2 separate regions of the Homo sapiens genome follow, and region 1 is linked to region 2. A link is an interaction called in ENCODE POLR2A ChIA-PET data of the cell type or tissue named here. Cell type or tissue: GM12878. All regions are shown on one strand.

What was found. Peaks named below come from ENCODE experiments on the same cell type or tissue, not always from the same donor. Only the 100,000 strongest peaks of a DNase experiment are listed, where the experiment ranks them.
Region 1: POLR2A ChIA-PET joins it to region 2 with 9 read pairs; 1 of 35 experiments calls an interaction of 5 or more read pairs at or near these places.

Annotation. Positions count from the first base shown.
Region 1 is chr9:99,253,997-99,261,996 of GRCh38, reverse strand. No RefSeq gene overlaps it. Among named protein-coding and RNA genes, the nearest start is that of SEC61B, 36 kb to the right of the region's middle. RefSeq lists enhancers at 2,060-2,109, 7,619-7,678, 7,809-8,000. In GM12878, a CTCF peak has its summit at 7,718; a DNase peak (open chromatin) is centred at 7,956; H3K4me3 peaks cover 268 bases; H3K27ac peaks cover 1,200 bases.
Region 2 is chr9:99,586,115-99,594,114 of GRCh38, reverse strand. LOC101928438 (a long non-coding RNA gene) reads left to right here. Exons shown (of 7, transcript NR_109802.1): 5 at 5,529-5,690; 6 at 7,131-7,230; 7 at 7,465-8,000. Among named protein-coding and RNA genes, the nearest start is that of NAMA, 210 kb to the right of the region's middle. In GM12878, no CTCF peak of the experiment used is centred here; DNase peaks (open chromatin) are centred at 685 and 3,008; H3K27ac peaks cover 289 bases.

The DNA of each region.
Region 1 (8,000 bases), 330 kb after region 2:
ATCACTGCAGATGTCCAAAACCAACTCATCGTGCCTTTGCCAAGAGCAGCAGCCTTTCTAAGCCTTCATGCCTCTTATTAGAACTAAATATGGCAGGAAATTTTTTATTTATTTATTTATTTTTTGAGATGGAGTCTCGTACTGTCACCCAGGCTGGAGTGCAGTGGTGCGATCTCGGCTCACTGCAACCTCTGCCTCCTGGGTTCAAGCAATTCTCCTGCCTCAGCCTCCAGAGTAGCTGGGACTACAGGCGCCCGCCACCACGCCCAGCTAATTTTTGTATTTTTTTTTTTTTTTTTTTTAGTAGAGATGCGGTTTCACCATATTGGCCAGGCTGGTCTCGAACTCCTGACCTTGTGATCTGCCTGCCGTGGCCTCCCAAAGTGCTGGGATTACAGGCATGAGCCACCGCGCCCAGCCAGGAAAATATTTTTTTAAGTATGAAGTACACTTTTATTCTCATATTTTTTTAAACACACAGTCCTTGTCCTACTAAAACAAAATCAGGAGGCTAAGACATTCAGGACTTGCCTCTGTGCCTCTGGCACAGCTGAAATGTAAATAGGAAGCAAAGAATCAACTTGTGAGTTATTGAAATCCATGGCAAAAACAGTCTTGAAAGCCAGAATTCTGGTTTGAAAGAGCCTGTCTTTTTAACACAGAATAGGGCTCTGAGTTCTTCAAGCACGGTTTGGTGCATGGAAAACAAAGCCTGAGGAATGGGGCTTCAACTCCAGCCAGAGTGGCTTCTCCTTTTTCCTTTAAATGCATCTCTATCACATAGGCTCAGCCCCTTCCCCACCTTCACTTCTTCTCTCCTGCCCTGCTCCAGGCTGAGCCCTCACCACCCAAGCCTGGACTATTGTAACAACTCCTTACCCAGCACCTTGGCTCTGTTTCATGCCTCCTCCATCCATCTTACACAGTCTACCACAGCGATCTTTCTAAAATCCTATCTCACACACCTCCAATGTCTCCTCTTTGCCTGCTAGAAACAATTCATATCAATTCAATAAATACTTACTGAACACCTACTAGATACTAGATGTTGCGCTAGACTGGTGTCAACCAACAACAACCCCTAGGCCGAATCAGGCCCACCACCTGTTTTTATAAATAAAGTTTTATTGCCAGTCCTGGTGGCTCATGCCTGTAATCCCAGCATTTCAGGAGGCTGAGGTGGGAGGATCACTTGAGCCCAGGAGTTCAAGACCAGCCTGGGCAATATCGTGAGACCTCATCTCTAAAAATAAAAAAATTAGAAAATGAGTCAGGAGGAGCACTTGAGCCCAGGAGGCTGAGGCTGCAATGAGCCGTGATGGCAGCACTGCACTCCTGCCTGGGTGACAGTGTGAGACCCTGCCTCAAAAATAAATACATACATAAATAATGTTTAATTGGAATTCAGTTACACTTTTTCATTTACATATTTATTTACATATCATTGTCTATGGAGGTTTTCATGCCAAGAGGGCAAAAATAGTTGTCACAAAGGCAGTGCAGTCCAAAAGTCTCAAATATTTACTACCAGGCCCTTTGTAGAAAAAGTTTACCAACCCATGTGCTAGAACCCAGGGCTACCATAGTGTGGTTCCCTGCTATCACAGAGCTTCTAGAGCAAGGCCTTCCACCATCTAACCTTGCCCTTCTGCCCTTTCTCCTGTCACTCTCCATGAGTCCTCTGAGAGTCCAATGGTTCCTAGATTTTTGGAATTTATGAATCAGTAAAACTTTTTTTCAACTACACAGGATGTACATAGGGTTGTCAAGTGGGTACTGTTCAAAAACCAACTACCATCTAACATCACCATTGTTTTCTAGAGAGAAAGAATCAACATTAAAAAGTTGCAAAAATATTCCTTATCTAAAAATAAAGAACATTTCCTCAAGTGACATTAGGTTTATGAGATTGATTCTCCTGGCTGTGTTTTTCCATTTTTGCTGTGGAATGATAGCATTCTTCAGTCACCACAGGTCTGCAGTCAGGCACAGAGGAATCTTTGATCTAGTCTCGGCTGACTGGTTTACTTTTTACTCCTCAAATTTTCTGTGGATCTTCCCGTGAGATTTGACATCCAGAAAGCTCTTCCTCCTTCTTTCCTGCTCGCTGTGCAGAGCCCAGCTCATCAGCAGCAGGAGTGCAGGGTTCCTCCCGCAGCACCCTAAATGCAGGCTGTTCAAAGGCACATCCGGGCTGTCAGCAAAACGGCTGAGTGATGCGACTGTGGGTGTCTCTGTCAGCTGCAGAGCAGGATGACAGGATGGCCCAGAAGGCTGCCTGGCGTGTGGCCCTTCCTCTGGCACAGGCAGGTGAACCTGCTGACACCGTCACGCTGACAGCTCCGTGGCACAGATTCCACCCGAATACCGGATTCAGTGAGCACCGGCTCCTGCCAAGTCTCTCACATGACCCAGAGGCCACGAGGGCCTGGGCGGCCGCGGCCAGCTCCCAATCAGCAGACGGTGTCGACAGGCACTGAGCGAGGTCGCCTTACTGGCAGGCAGCCCCAAGATACTGGGTCCTCACTGCTCACATGAAGCTTCTGGAATCCCCTCTTACGGTCCCCAGACCTGCGGGAAATAAATCATGGCTGCACCGGGAAGGTAACCCCAGCAAGGCCTGGCCCCGATATCTGGCTTTCGTTTGGGGACACGCACTTTCCAAAAGCTCCTGCTTACCCAACACCTCCTCCTCCCCTGCTGCGTGTTGGGGGAGGGGAATGTGCTTATGACCACTTGTAAAATTCACCACTGTGGGTGACAGATGACATTAAACACCATTTTTCTTTTTTATTTTTCACAAGTGGAGCAGGAGCTGCATTTTTCTAACAGTTTTCCATATCAGAAGTTGAGAATTTCATTATCCTTCCGAGCTGGTCTATAGCAAAGTTGTTTCACTTCTCAATTGTTCCCATTTAACCCATTTGTGAGACACAGGCTGGGGGTGGGGCGCAGGGGGAGGTGGCAGAGTTAAATTTCCAAGGGAAAACTAGAAACCCTGAATCAAAACTGGGAGGAAGTTTCAAGATCACCTGGCTCAAACAGCTCATACTTCTGAGGGAAACTGAGTCAAGGAGGGGCAAGAGCTCAAGACTCCACTGGTAGAACTGAAACAAGAAATAAGATCTCCTTGGTTAATCTAAACCTCTTTCAACTATAGTCTGAAAAGTCCAGCATATCATTTCCTAAAATCCAGAATGAAGGTAATTTTCCTTCTAGAAAACGAGGGTGTAGGTACTAGCTCAGCTTAGGATTCGGTGAGGAAGGGGCACTGTGGTGAAGAGGGAAGACGTGGAATCCAGCAGATAGTTACATGAAATACACGTACCCCTCACAGTAACACTTCTATTAAAGGCTGAAGAAATAGAGCTCCCACATTTTAAGTAATGACACCATAAAATTTGTTCCCTAAACACCATCACATTCAGCCCAGATGGGGAAGCCAAGGCTCAGGGAAGGGACAGGAGCTGAGTGAAGGTCACACACAGTCTGGTGAAGGGTGGGATTAGGGGCTAGGCCTCAGAAGTCTGAGCCAGCTCTCTCCCTGGCGCTGGGTCAGACCATCAGCAATCCCCGTCCTGAGGCTGATGGCCAGCCTTCAACTTAGGACCTCGTCTCAGCTTTCCCCACTGAGAGTCAGCTGTTCTTTCAGGCCATTTTGGTGCCAGGCTGATATTGCATTCCTCTCCTTGGCCCCAGAGCCAGGGACATGCTCACTGCTTGGGCTGGTAAGGGGACCCTTCCCACTGCCTGAGCCATTCTTCGCAGAATGATTTCTGTGTAGTAACTCAGAGGACAGCTGGTTTGAGGGCTGGCAGGCGAGGCTTTGAGTCAGGCCTGGCTAGTTGGTGAGGATCACCTGCCTTCCAGGAGGGCTTGGGTTTTACTGCCGTCTTGCCACGTGCCATAGGAGGACATGCTGAACTCTCCCCATGACTTAAGGGCAGGGCTCAGGCTGCCTGGGGAAGGCAGGGAGAGAACCTGAGAGCAATCCAGGCAGCGTCCCTTTCCTGGGGGTGTCATCAGGGCATGTAGCATGGAGGCAGCAGTGCCAGCTCCTGTCCTCAGGCAAAGGGGAACAGGCAGTCTTGGCCTTGGAACTCCCAGTTCCAGACCCACTTCCAGCAGGTGCTGGCTAGTGAGGCCTGTCTAGAAAAGCAGCAGACCAACTTGGCACCAGGCGAAGTTGTGGGAGATGCTCTTCCCCACAGAAAGAGTCAAAGCGTCAGAAAGTAACACCCTGCCATGACCCAGATCCCCCAGCTTCAGGGGCCGAAGAACCCCAAAGATCTTCTCACCCACACTCCTCATGGCACAGGAGAGAAAATGGAGGCACCGAGAGAGGAAAGCGCTTGCCCAAGGTCACACAAAAACTTAGAGCAGGGCTGAAATCCAGTCCCGCTGTCTGATCCAGTTCTTAACCCACAAAATGCTTTCAAAGCGTAGAGTGATACACCTCACTCAGAAGCCCAAAGTCCCATGAGGAGAACATCTCTAGGAGCCACCAGGTGCCCCTAGCAGGATGAAAAATAAGAGCAGTTGCCTTTTTTTTTTTTTTTTTTTTTTTTTTTGAGACAGAGTCTCGTTCCATCACCCAGGCTGGAGGGCAGTGGTGCAAACTCAGTGCAACCTCCACCTCCCTGGTTCAAGTTATTCTCATGCCTCAGCCTCCCAAGTAGCTGGGATTACAGGCGTGCACCACCACACCCAGCTAATTTTTGTGTGTGTGTGTATTTTTGCAATATAAATGTGGGTTTTCACCATGTTGGCCAGGTTGGTCTCAAACTCCTGACCTTAAGTGATCTGCCTGGCTTGGCCTCCCAAAGTGCTGGGATTACAGGAATGAGCCCCTGCACCTGGCCAAGGGCAGCTGCCCTTTACAGAGCCACATTACACAAAGCACTTATGCATCACCTTTTTACTTTCAAAAATCCTATAAGGTAGTGCAATTACTATCATCAGCTTATGTGAAAATAAACCCAAAAGCCCTACTGGAGCCTCGCTAGCCATTCCTTGTTCTTGTTTTCCCTTGGCTCTGTCAAAACCAACCAAGGGGCTGGCAAAGCTGGCCATTTCTAGAAGATCCTTGGAGCAGGAGGTAAAAGGGCTATAAACAGAATTCCAGGTAACCAAAGTCTAGAGGGCCAGAATATGGACTCTGCAAAACACCATGTCCAAACACATAAGGGGAACGGTCTGTAAATGTCCAACACTCTCCCTACAAGTGGCTCACTCCGTGACCAGCACAGGGCCAGGTGGATTGATCTGAACAGGAGCCTCCCAGAGAAGCAGGCCCACGGTAACCCTGCCCCTCAATTTCTGTTCCATCTCACTGCTGACTCCTCCTCCTTCTCCTCCTCCTCCTGCCCCTCCACTCTCCTCCTGACAGCCAGTTGCGCATCTATTCAAAGAAGCCACAATCAGAGCCCCTCCAGTCTTTCTGCCTGCCAACCCAGCAACACCCTGTGAGGTGTGTGCCTCCCTGTCACTCAGCCTCAGCTGATGGACAAATGGGAGTACATCTGGAAGAGGTGGCCCAATAGGGAGGGTCCTGGACTTCAAGTCCCTGGAAAAGCAGCTGAGAAGCTTGAAGGCACTGGGGTCATTCAGCCTGAGAAGAAACTCAGGGGAATGCTGTCAATATCACCACATCCCTGGAGGGTTGTTAGGAGTGGAGAGGGCAGATTCACCCTGTGGGGCTCCAGAGGACAGAGGTAGGAGGGGGCAGGGTGGACACGACGGGCAGATTTTAATTCAAAATAAGGAAAGCTCCTTCTTGGGCAGAAGTATCCCAAGACAGCCCAGGATACGTCAGAACAAATGATGAGTACATTATGCTCAGGGCCAGGAAGCTCAGACTGGAGCCCCAACTCCTACCTGTGCCATATTGAGCAAGTTACTCAGTGTTCGTCATCCTACAATGGATAGAGTGATGTGTTTCTCACATATTCACTTGGAACTCCTTATAGCACCTCCAAAGGCAAACCTGAAATTCTGCAAAAGAAAAGAGTGCAAAGACCTCAGCTCCCACTTGTCCCAGTTTCAACCTTACCCATGTACAGAGATCATGATCTCAGCCATGGTAGTCACAAACAGAGCTTACAAGGGCAGCGGGTACAGAGAAAAGAGTTCTGGTCAGGAGCCAGACTAGCCTTGGCTCAAGTCCCAGCTCTGCCTCTTACCATCTTCATCTTTATCAAGATACCTTGCCTCTCTGAGCCTCAGTTTTCTTGTCTGTAAAATGAATCTGCAAGCCCCTGCCCAACCTCCTCATAGGGTTGTGACAAGGATCAAATGAGGGAGAAGAACAAGCACCTTGGAGGCCATAAGCACTTTTACCTTATCCTTATGGCAAGGATATGCTGAGGATTTCCAACTGTAATTATTTTTACCCCAGGAAGAACATGAGTAACACAATTGCATTCCATAACAAAGGTCTATTCAACAAATGTTCACTGGACACTTACTGTGAGCCAAAAACTGTGCCAGATTCTAGAGGTGCAAGCATATATAAGACAAAATTCTGTGTCCTCTGAGACTCACTGGAAAGACAACCAGTAAATTATTCAGTAAAGCAGAATGTGGTACACAGAGGTGTGTACAAGTTACAGTGAAAGCACAGAGGAGAGTGACTAGGGCTGGAGGAGGCAAGGATGGGGGCATCAAAGGAGGCAGCATTCAAAGAGAGTCTATAAGAATGAAGAGGAACATTTACAAACCTAATAATAGACTGTTGAAATGCATGAGCCAAAATGGACACAATGGAAGGGAGAAATAATACAATAACAGTCAGAAACTTCAATATCCCACTCTCAGTAATGGATAGAACAACCAGACAGAAAACAGGTGAGGAACTAAAGGGCTTGAACAACCCAAGAAAACAACTAGATCTAACAGACATACGCAGACCACTCCACTCAACAACAGAATACACATTCTTCTTATGCACACATGGGACATTCTCCAGGATAGACCATATGTTAGGCCACAAATTAAGTCACAATAGCCAACAGAGATGGAATCAACCAGAGTGTCCATCAATGGATGGATACATAAACAAAATGTGGTATTTACATTCAATGGAATGTTATTAAGCTTTAAAAAAGGAAGGAAGTTCTGACATGCAACAGCATGGATGAACTTCTAAGACTTGCTAAGTGAAAAAGTTACAAAAAGATAAATACTGTAAGATTCCACTCATACAAGTAACTTAAGGTAGTCAAATTCATAGAGACAGAAAGTAGAATGGTAGTTGCCATGGGGTGGGGAGGGATGGAGGACTAGGGGGTTATTGCTTAGGGGGTACGGAGCTGTAGTTTTGAAAGATAAGTTCTGTGGATGGATAGTGGTGAAGGTTGCACAGCGATCTGAATGTACTTAACGCCACTGGACTGAACACTCAAAAATGATTCAAATGTTAAATTTGATGTTACGTTAATTTTACCACAATTTTTTTAAATAAATACTTTTTTAAAGAAAAGAATGAGGAGAGAGTGTTCCAAGCAGTCCAGATTGGGAAGAAAAATCTAGACAAGAGAAACAGCTTATGCAAAAGCACAGAGATACAAAAGTGACTAGTGTTCTCTGGAAACAACAAAGGCATCCCCATTGTGTAAGACACACAGCGTGGCCACAGTGGGCTGGAAAAGTTCCCTGAATACCCTGCTAGGAAGTTTGGATGCCACTCTGTGGGCTCTAGGGGAATGGCATGGTCACAGCTGTGGCTTAGAACAATCCAACTAGGAGGAGAATGGGGAGGGTGGGTGGCACGAGGAGACACACAGAGCACGATACCACCTCTAGACAGACGTGAAGAGGGAAACCGCCTTCCAGACGGCCCAGCCAACCAGCCCTGTGGCCACCATCCCAGTGCTGCGGTGAGTGACTCAAGCTACTTGCCTCGAGGGGCGATCCACTGAAGGCAAGAGGGATTCCCCTGGAAACTTTGATTCTGCTGAGAGAGAAAGACTGAAACCAAAAGCAGGTGCGTTGGTGGGGCC
Region 2 (8,000 bases):
CTTCATGGGGGGAGTGAAGGTTTAATTTACATGATTTTGAACATCTTCCTTCCAGCTCAAAGCAGACACTGAGGAGCTTTGCTAAATTAATTTTGTTCTAACAGGTCTTCTTTTGAGTATTCTCCCCCATTTCTCCCCCAAGATGGCTAATGCTGTTTCTTGGAAACATTGATTGCACACCTCCACCCTACCTCAGAGGGGAGGGGAGCCAAGCAAAAGTGTCTCTCTGAGGAGGAAGGTGGAGTTGCCCACCTGCCCAGGGCAGTAAACATTCCTCCCTGGCAGTCAGCTGACTGTGGTTGGGGAAACCCAGCCTGGAAGATCTCTAAGGCTGTATCTCCGTGCCTGAAAATGACACTACAACCCTGCATTATTCACCCAGCTACCAACTGTGTTTACAAAATAGGACTGGCAAGTTCTGGATAATTGGCCACTCCTGGCTAAAATTATAAAGTCACTACGTCATTGTGCTTCAGCACAGTGGAAACAACAAGAGGTAGAAAATGGATTCATTTGAGGCCAATTTTAAACATTTAGGTCATTTATTACCACTGAATCCCTAATTCTTTCTGTGTTCACAGTAAACGTCAGCTTATTCTTGGACTGCTAAATACACAGACTAAATGATCTCTTCTGAGGTACTCTGTTGGAAGGCTGGCTACCTTGTGCTTTTATTGAGCATTTAAAAGCCTTGAGTTTCATTCTTACCTCTGACACTAACTCTCTGTGTCATCTCAGATAAGCCACTAACCTCTTTGTGCCAATTTTTCTCATTGGTAAGATGAGGAAGTTGGACAAGATCTGTAGTTTCATTCACTAGCTTTAAAAACTTTTTTTTTTTTTTTACCATTGATCCCACATTTTGAAACATTCTCACTCTCAAAAATTTACATTTATTAAGTAAAAATTAATACTAGGAAAAACACTGCTTAAGTAATAATTAACATTAGAAAAACGCAGCTTTTCCTAGTATTTTCATTGACCATAGATTTCTATAATTTCTAGTCAGAAGTTCTGATAACAGTGAGGTACCCAGTGTGACCACATTGAGATGATGTCATTCCAGACATAAGAGAAGACACGTGACATTTTCTCTCACCTGGGTGGGGAGGCCGACCACAGGAACACTTGTGATTTCTGGAAAGATGTGGAAGGTTGAAAAGAGCTGGAGGAACCAAATTGTCAAAAGCACAGGCAGACCTGGGTTTAGAGTTTCATTTTACCATTTGGTAGCTATGTGACTTTAGGAAAATGACTTAACTTCTCTCAGCCTCATCATTCTCATTTTTAAAGTAGAGATAATCAGGAAATTGTATGTACCCTGGCTATCTCACAAGTTTTTTTCTAACAGTTAAATTAAATAATGCATTTGGAAAGTTGTTCAAAACTGCAAAACCTGAAACAAATGAAAGTTGTTACTCCTAGTGTTGTAAATATTCTCATTCCAAATATTATTAGAATATTAGATTGTAACTGACAACTTCTCAGACTCATATTCCACCATCCATCCTGTTAGATGTATGAAATAATTTGACTCTGCTTCTTTCCTTTATTCATAAACTAATTTTTTTCTTATTATTATTAACTTTGTGGTAAAATTCACATTAAACTTACCATTTTAAGATGTAAAATGCAGGGCTATTAATATAGTCACAGTGTTATGCAACCATTACCACTATCTAGTTCCAGAATATTTTCGTCACCCCAAATAAAATCCTATACCTATTAAGCAATTGCTCCTCATTCTACCCTCTACTCCCCCTCTAGCCTCTGGCAAACCGCCAGTTGACTTTGTGTGTCTATGGATTTTCCTTTTCTGAGCATTTCATATTAGTGGAATCATACAGAATGTGGGTCTTTTGTGTCTGACTTCTTTCCCTTAGCATAATGTTTCCAACCTTCATCCATGTTGTAGCATGTATAGAACTTTATTTCTTTTTAGAGCTGAATAATATTCCATTGTATGAATATGCCACACAGAGTGGTTTTAACTCTTGTGGATTATTGCCTTCTTTGAAAATCTGATGACATGCACAAACACACTCTTCTCCCCACAAAACTGCATGTAATTTCAAGGCATTGAAAGAGACCCCCAAGTCCATTAATGTACCCCAGATTAAGATCTCCTGCTCAAGTAAGAGAACTTTTCCTGAATTATCCTATTCATTCATTCACTCATTCACTCATTCATTCATTCATTCATTCTAACCATTCATTTATAATTACTAATTGTATGTAAAGTGCTTTTCTATGGTGGAAGGCATGAGAATAAAAGTGAGAAAAAAGTGGACACTCGTGGAGCTTACTTTCTAGCGGTGGGAAGCAAATAAATTCAATCTGATTTTTACCATTGATCCCACATTTTGAAACATTCTCACTCTCAAAAATTTACATTTATTAAGTAATAATTAATACTAGGAAAATATATTAATAAAAATAATTAATATGGGAAGCAAATAAATTCAATCTGATTATTATTCCAGGAGAGGAATAATACTAAATAATAATTATTAATTATAGTAATAATTATTATTATTCCAGAAAAGGAATAATCTAGCAAAGAGGTCTAGATAATGTTCCTTCTTCCTGTGATAGCGGCAATTCTATCTTTAAATTATGAAACAATTCAGGTGAACATGTGGATTTTCTCAAATTTTTCTTTCAAAAAGGCTACAGTTTGCTATGTTTCATAGTAATTGAGAGCACAGGCTTGGGAGCCAGAGTCTACCTTTTCCATGAAATATCTGTTTCACCCCCACCCCAGAAAGTTAGTTACCTCTCTTCATATATTTTCATCTATAAAATGGTAATAATAATCCTATATAATTTATCCTTTTTACAACAACCCTACTCAATGAAATAAAGTATGTAAAACAACTAAGACACCTGAAATACAGATTTTGCTCAATAAATGGGGGATCATTTGTTTACCAAACAATTGCCCATTGCCATTCTCTCCTGAAGTAAAGCTCCTTTGCATGCTGCTTAACCATGGGGAAAAAGGAAGTGTTCTGTCACATGTGTTGTTTTAGTCAGAAAAAGAAGGAAGTGGGACGTGTCTTACAAGGCTGGAAGAAAAGGAGCTGGGCTGTTTCAGCCCCACCAGTACATACTGGTTGATGTTTCACCTCTCTGTCTCTATTTTGAGAATCATTCTGGATTTTCCTGAGATTTGGGTTCATGATGTCTTGTTTCTGCCTTAAAGGCAGAATCTCCCTTACCCAGCCTCTTCCTTCTGTTTTCTTCTGGGTCTCTGCTTTAGAGAATTCTTCCCTGGCCTTGTTTTCTCCTCTCCCTCCCCAGCCCTGTCACTCAATTCCCCTTATCCTGCTTTCTTTCTCTTCATGGCATTTAACACAATTTTTAATCTCTAGTGCATAGAACAGGGCTGGGCACTAGCAGACACTCAAGGAAATATTTATTGGACAGACCAATTTATTGAAAATCTCAGTATTCATGAATTTTGTATTTCCTGCCCACTTGCTGTTAGGTGTGGCTCAATTACTCATTTTGACTAATGAACTGTACTGAGTGGAAGTGACAATGTATCACTCTCAGGCAGATCCTTAATGAGCCAGGGCAAGCTATTGATTCTCTTTCCTTCTGTTGTGTAGCTAACCATATGTGAGATTGTGGCTGCATTGTCATCCCAAGTCCCAGAGTGGCTACAATGAGTGGAGCCTCCCCTAATTTCTTGTGATAGGGATGTTACATAAAAAAGAAATAAATCTTTACTGTTTTAAGCCACAGAGCTTTGTGGGTTATTTGTTACTACAGCATAACCTATATTTTCCTGACTGATACAAGTGCCAACCTTATAATTTAGTCTCTTACTCTCTCCCCACAAAAGAGATCTGGTAACACTCAACTTCAAATAAAAAACCCATGATTAGAAAAAATAGATGTGGCATTATAGTACTATCTTAGGTCGCATCTACGTCTAATTTATTCACAAGATGTCTACAGAATGATCATTGGTCAGCTCCTACTTCATGTACCGCACTTTAGCACTGGAGAATGAGATTAAGTTTTAGAAATCATTTCCTTCAGGTAGCAGAGGTTTCTCCACATGAGACCTCCCTACCCCACCCCCATCCCCAGGCCCTGTGCAATTTGTTCTTCCTCAGCCTCCACTGCAATGACTAAATCTGCACAGTCTCTGACCAACGTTAGCCCTTTTATGTTCATAAGACAGACAATTATCTCAATGCTCAATTGCAGATTAATTGAAGTGCTGGTATAGTAGAAGAAAAAAGATTTTGCATCAGAGAACTTTGGTTCAATCCATGAACCAAAAAGCTCCATGATCTTGAGTAAATTGCTTAGTTTTTCTGAACCAAAGGACCCCAATTATAAAATTGGGATGACAATGTGAGTCTAACCAAAATTCTTGCAGATAGATGTGTTTTGGAATTCAGAATTTTTTAGATTTTAGAAAGGTAATATGTTGCATATGATGCATAAATTGAAACAAACCAAGTAAGACCTGGGAAGCCCTTCAAAACGAAACACGTTACTATTTCTGCATCAAAATGTATCATAGTCAAGTAAATGGGACAAAGACTATGAAGAGGCTTTGTCATTACATGAGTTTTCCCAGAACTTTTGGTTTTCAGAGTTTTAGAAAAAAATTATGAACAAGGTATTGTGGGCCTGTAGCTGTATTTTAGGTTGTTACTATTTCATTATTATGTTATTATTTCAAATAATATGTTATTATCTCATTTTTGATGTATATAAAATGAAATAAAATAATGTATATAAAAATAAAGTCATGTATATAAAAAGGATATTTTGTAGAATGTATATAAAAGGGACATTTGAACAATGTCGCCATAAAAATGAGAATTGTTATATCCTCACAGCACAGAATTAGTAGTTCATTCAATAACATTCCACATAACATTCAAAAATAACAGTAATATGCAGTTAACATCTACAATATGTTAGTCATTTCTCTAGGTGCTGGCACTTATGTTACCAATAAATCAAAGCTGAATTTCTTCTCATCAATCTCTTTCCCAAAAGATGCATGTGCTTCTGTGTAATCCTTTTGTCTTAGTCTGCTTGAGCGCTGTAACAAAATACTTTAGACTAAGTAATTTTTAAACAACAGAAATTTATTGCTCACAGTTCTAGAGGTTAGGAAGTCCAAAATCAAGGTGTCAGCAGATTTGGTACTGGTGAGGGCTCACAGATAGTGCCTTCTGGCTGCATCCTCACATGGTGGAAGGCGTGAACAATCTCCCTCAAGCCTCTTTTGTAAGAGCACCTATCTCATTCATGAGGACTCCATCCTCCTGGCCTAATGACTTCCCAAAAGCCCCAGGTCTTAATACTATTGCATTGTGAATTAGGTTTCAACACATGAATTTGGGGGGAAACACAGACATTCAGACCACAGTAACTTTCCTACATGTGCGCACACACAGAGCCAGACTTTTGATAGTTTCTTATGCTTATTAAGATACTTCTTTATTTGGGGCTTTAAAAAATGTGTCAGATAAATTAAGTTCTCTACTTTTCAGAACAAAGTCCTAGAAGGTCTTCTGGTGAGTCACATTCTGAGCAGCAAAACTGGCATTGAGGCATAATTAACATTCAGATTGCCCCCAGTTTCTATGGAGATGAGTCTAGCCCCTCGGGGGAGTAGTGATGGATGTGTAATCTCCAAGATAAGTAACTGACAGGTAAGAAATTTTTCTTTCTCAGATGCATTAATTATTCACATTCATTATTCATCAAACACTGCGAATTTCTATTTGGAAATTGGACCAAATAGAGATATTCTTCCTGGTCCACTTCCTATAATCAAATTCTCCTAGGGACTGCTGAGAGTTTGAATAGGTCTGCTGTTTGGTCTAGTTTAATGGCAGGTGTTTGTTTAGTGTCACCAGATGATGGAATAAAGACTAAACACCTTGTGGACTACAGAAGCAAAGACTTGCATGGGCTTCATCCTCTCTAGGTACTGATATTTCCTTCTTACTGTTTTCTCCTTCTAGAATGTAAGCTTAGTAACAACTCAGACCTTGCTTGTCTTGTTCACCAGTGCATCTCCAAGCTCCTATAACAGAGTATAGACACTTGATAAATATTTTTTGAATGAATGAATGAGGTTTGGGTCAGGGGATGGCAAAGTCCATCAGAGTGAATGCATATGGGAACTGTCAAATGGGAGATCCAGCCCTGGTTCTTTAATGGGAATTGCTGTCCACATCCTTCCCTGGCTAAGATAAAACATACAAGGGGCACAGAGAGAAGTAATTGGGGCAAGACCCTTAGTCCTTTCCATGATTGGCACCTCTTGGCACATTCTTTAAGTCAATTCTTATTGCAAACATTGTCTTTTTATCAGTGTATCTGAATGTAGACCTGTATTTTGCCTGATATATATCCTGGGACCATGGTCAGTCAAGAATTACTGATGGCCTCAACAGGCCAGGCTTTGAAACCGCACACAGTGCCTAGTCTCAATATAGAGCCATGGCCCAAGGTCAGTTCTCTAAGAATTAATTTGAGGAAACAAATTCACTGAATGCCTATTTGCCTAATGACCAATCTTCCAAAAACAGACTTTCTATAATAGGATCGACTTAAAAAGTGGGCAGCCATTGGGGTTCTATGGGATGGTTTCAAGGGCCTTTGAGTTTTCCAATAGTGTCTTTTTTGCTCCATTAGTCTTACCTTCATTAGAGCCACCTCTTCACGGCAAGTCAAAGCTTCATGTTGTATAGGTTTTTGGATCTGTGACTTTTTGGCATGAGGATTTTTTTTTTTTTTTATATTTCAAATCAGGTGTTGTGTATGTCTTAAATGTCAGGAATATTACAAAAGATAGAGCAGGTGTCTCTTGTCTAACACATTCCAAATCTAGTTTACTGCCTAAATACATGTTAACTGGTTCAAACAAATTAATATTTTGTTTGGGCTTTGAGCAAACCCAAAAGTATTTTAGGATCTAAATTATTAAATACAAAAGAAATGAATGTTCAGTCACCTTGGACTAATAGGGCTAAGTGGCTAAAACGATATAGTTGTAAGAAAGCTAAAAACTAATTGTGTTTCTTAGTAACACATCCTTTCATTCATTCATTAATTCAACATATTGAGTCTCTTTTTGTTGCCAGGCTGTATTCTAGGAACTCAAAATGAAAGAAAAATAGGATATGTTTCTTACTTTAGAGACCACAGAAACTAGTCTCCTATATTGGACCTTCTTGGTAAGAGGTAGGATTTATTCTCTTGAATTCATTGACTTTTTTTGGTGCTCATCCTTTTATTCCATTCTACCTTCTACTTTACAAGTATAACTTATATGCCTTAACTGTACTGATTTTTACCTTCATGGCCTATCCTAATTCTCATGAAAATGCCCTTTCTCGTCTCACATATGCTCACTGTATCACTGGAGACCTCAGTTTTAGCCTCTCAGCCTCTTTCTGTCCTTTCTTGCTCTGGCAGCCCCATCCCTTCAAAGGCCACATGAATCTGAAGGCCAATATTCAAGTCCTATGCTGTTATTATCAACTTGGATGCAGCGAGTCATCTGACCTGACCTGTGGACACAGCCTCTGCATCTGTTGAGAGGATTAAAGAAGTCTAATTCACAGTTACTGCAAGTATAATGGAGCTGAGAGGATGGTGTGAGCAATAGCACCAATGTAAGAGTTATCATAGATTAACACACTACTGGTTCTGATGCAGCACATAAGGCAAGTACCATGGGAATGCAGAGGAGAAAGAAATTAGGGAGATCAACAAGGTTTCACAAAGCAGCTATGGTGAACTTGGCCTTGAGAGTAGGGTTTTCCTGGTGAAGAAAAACATTCTAGGCAGAAGAAATAGCATACACAAAGACTCAGAGGCACCAAAGAGTCCTGTGTGTGTGGTGAATAATGAACAGAAATTGCCATAGATTAGGTGGGAAGTCATTGGTGTTAATTTATAGGTTTGATAGAAGCCAATTCTTGAAGGGTTTTGTATGCCACAGTAAAGGA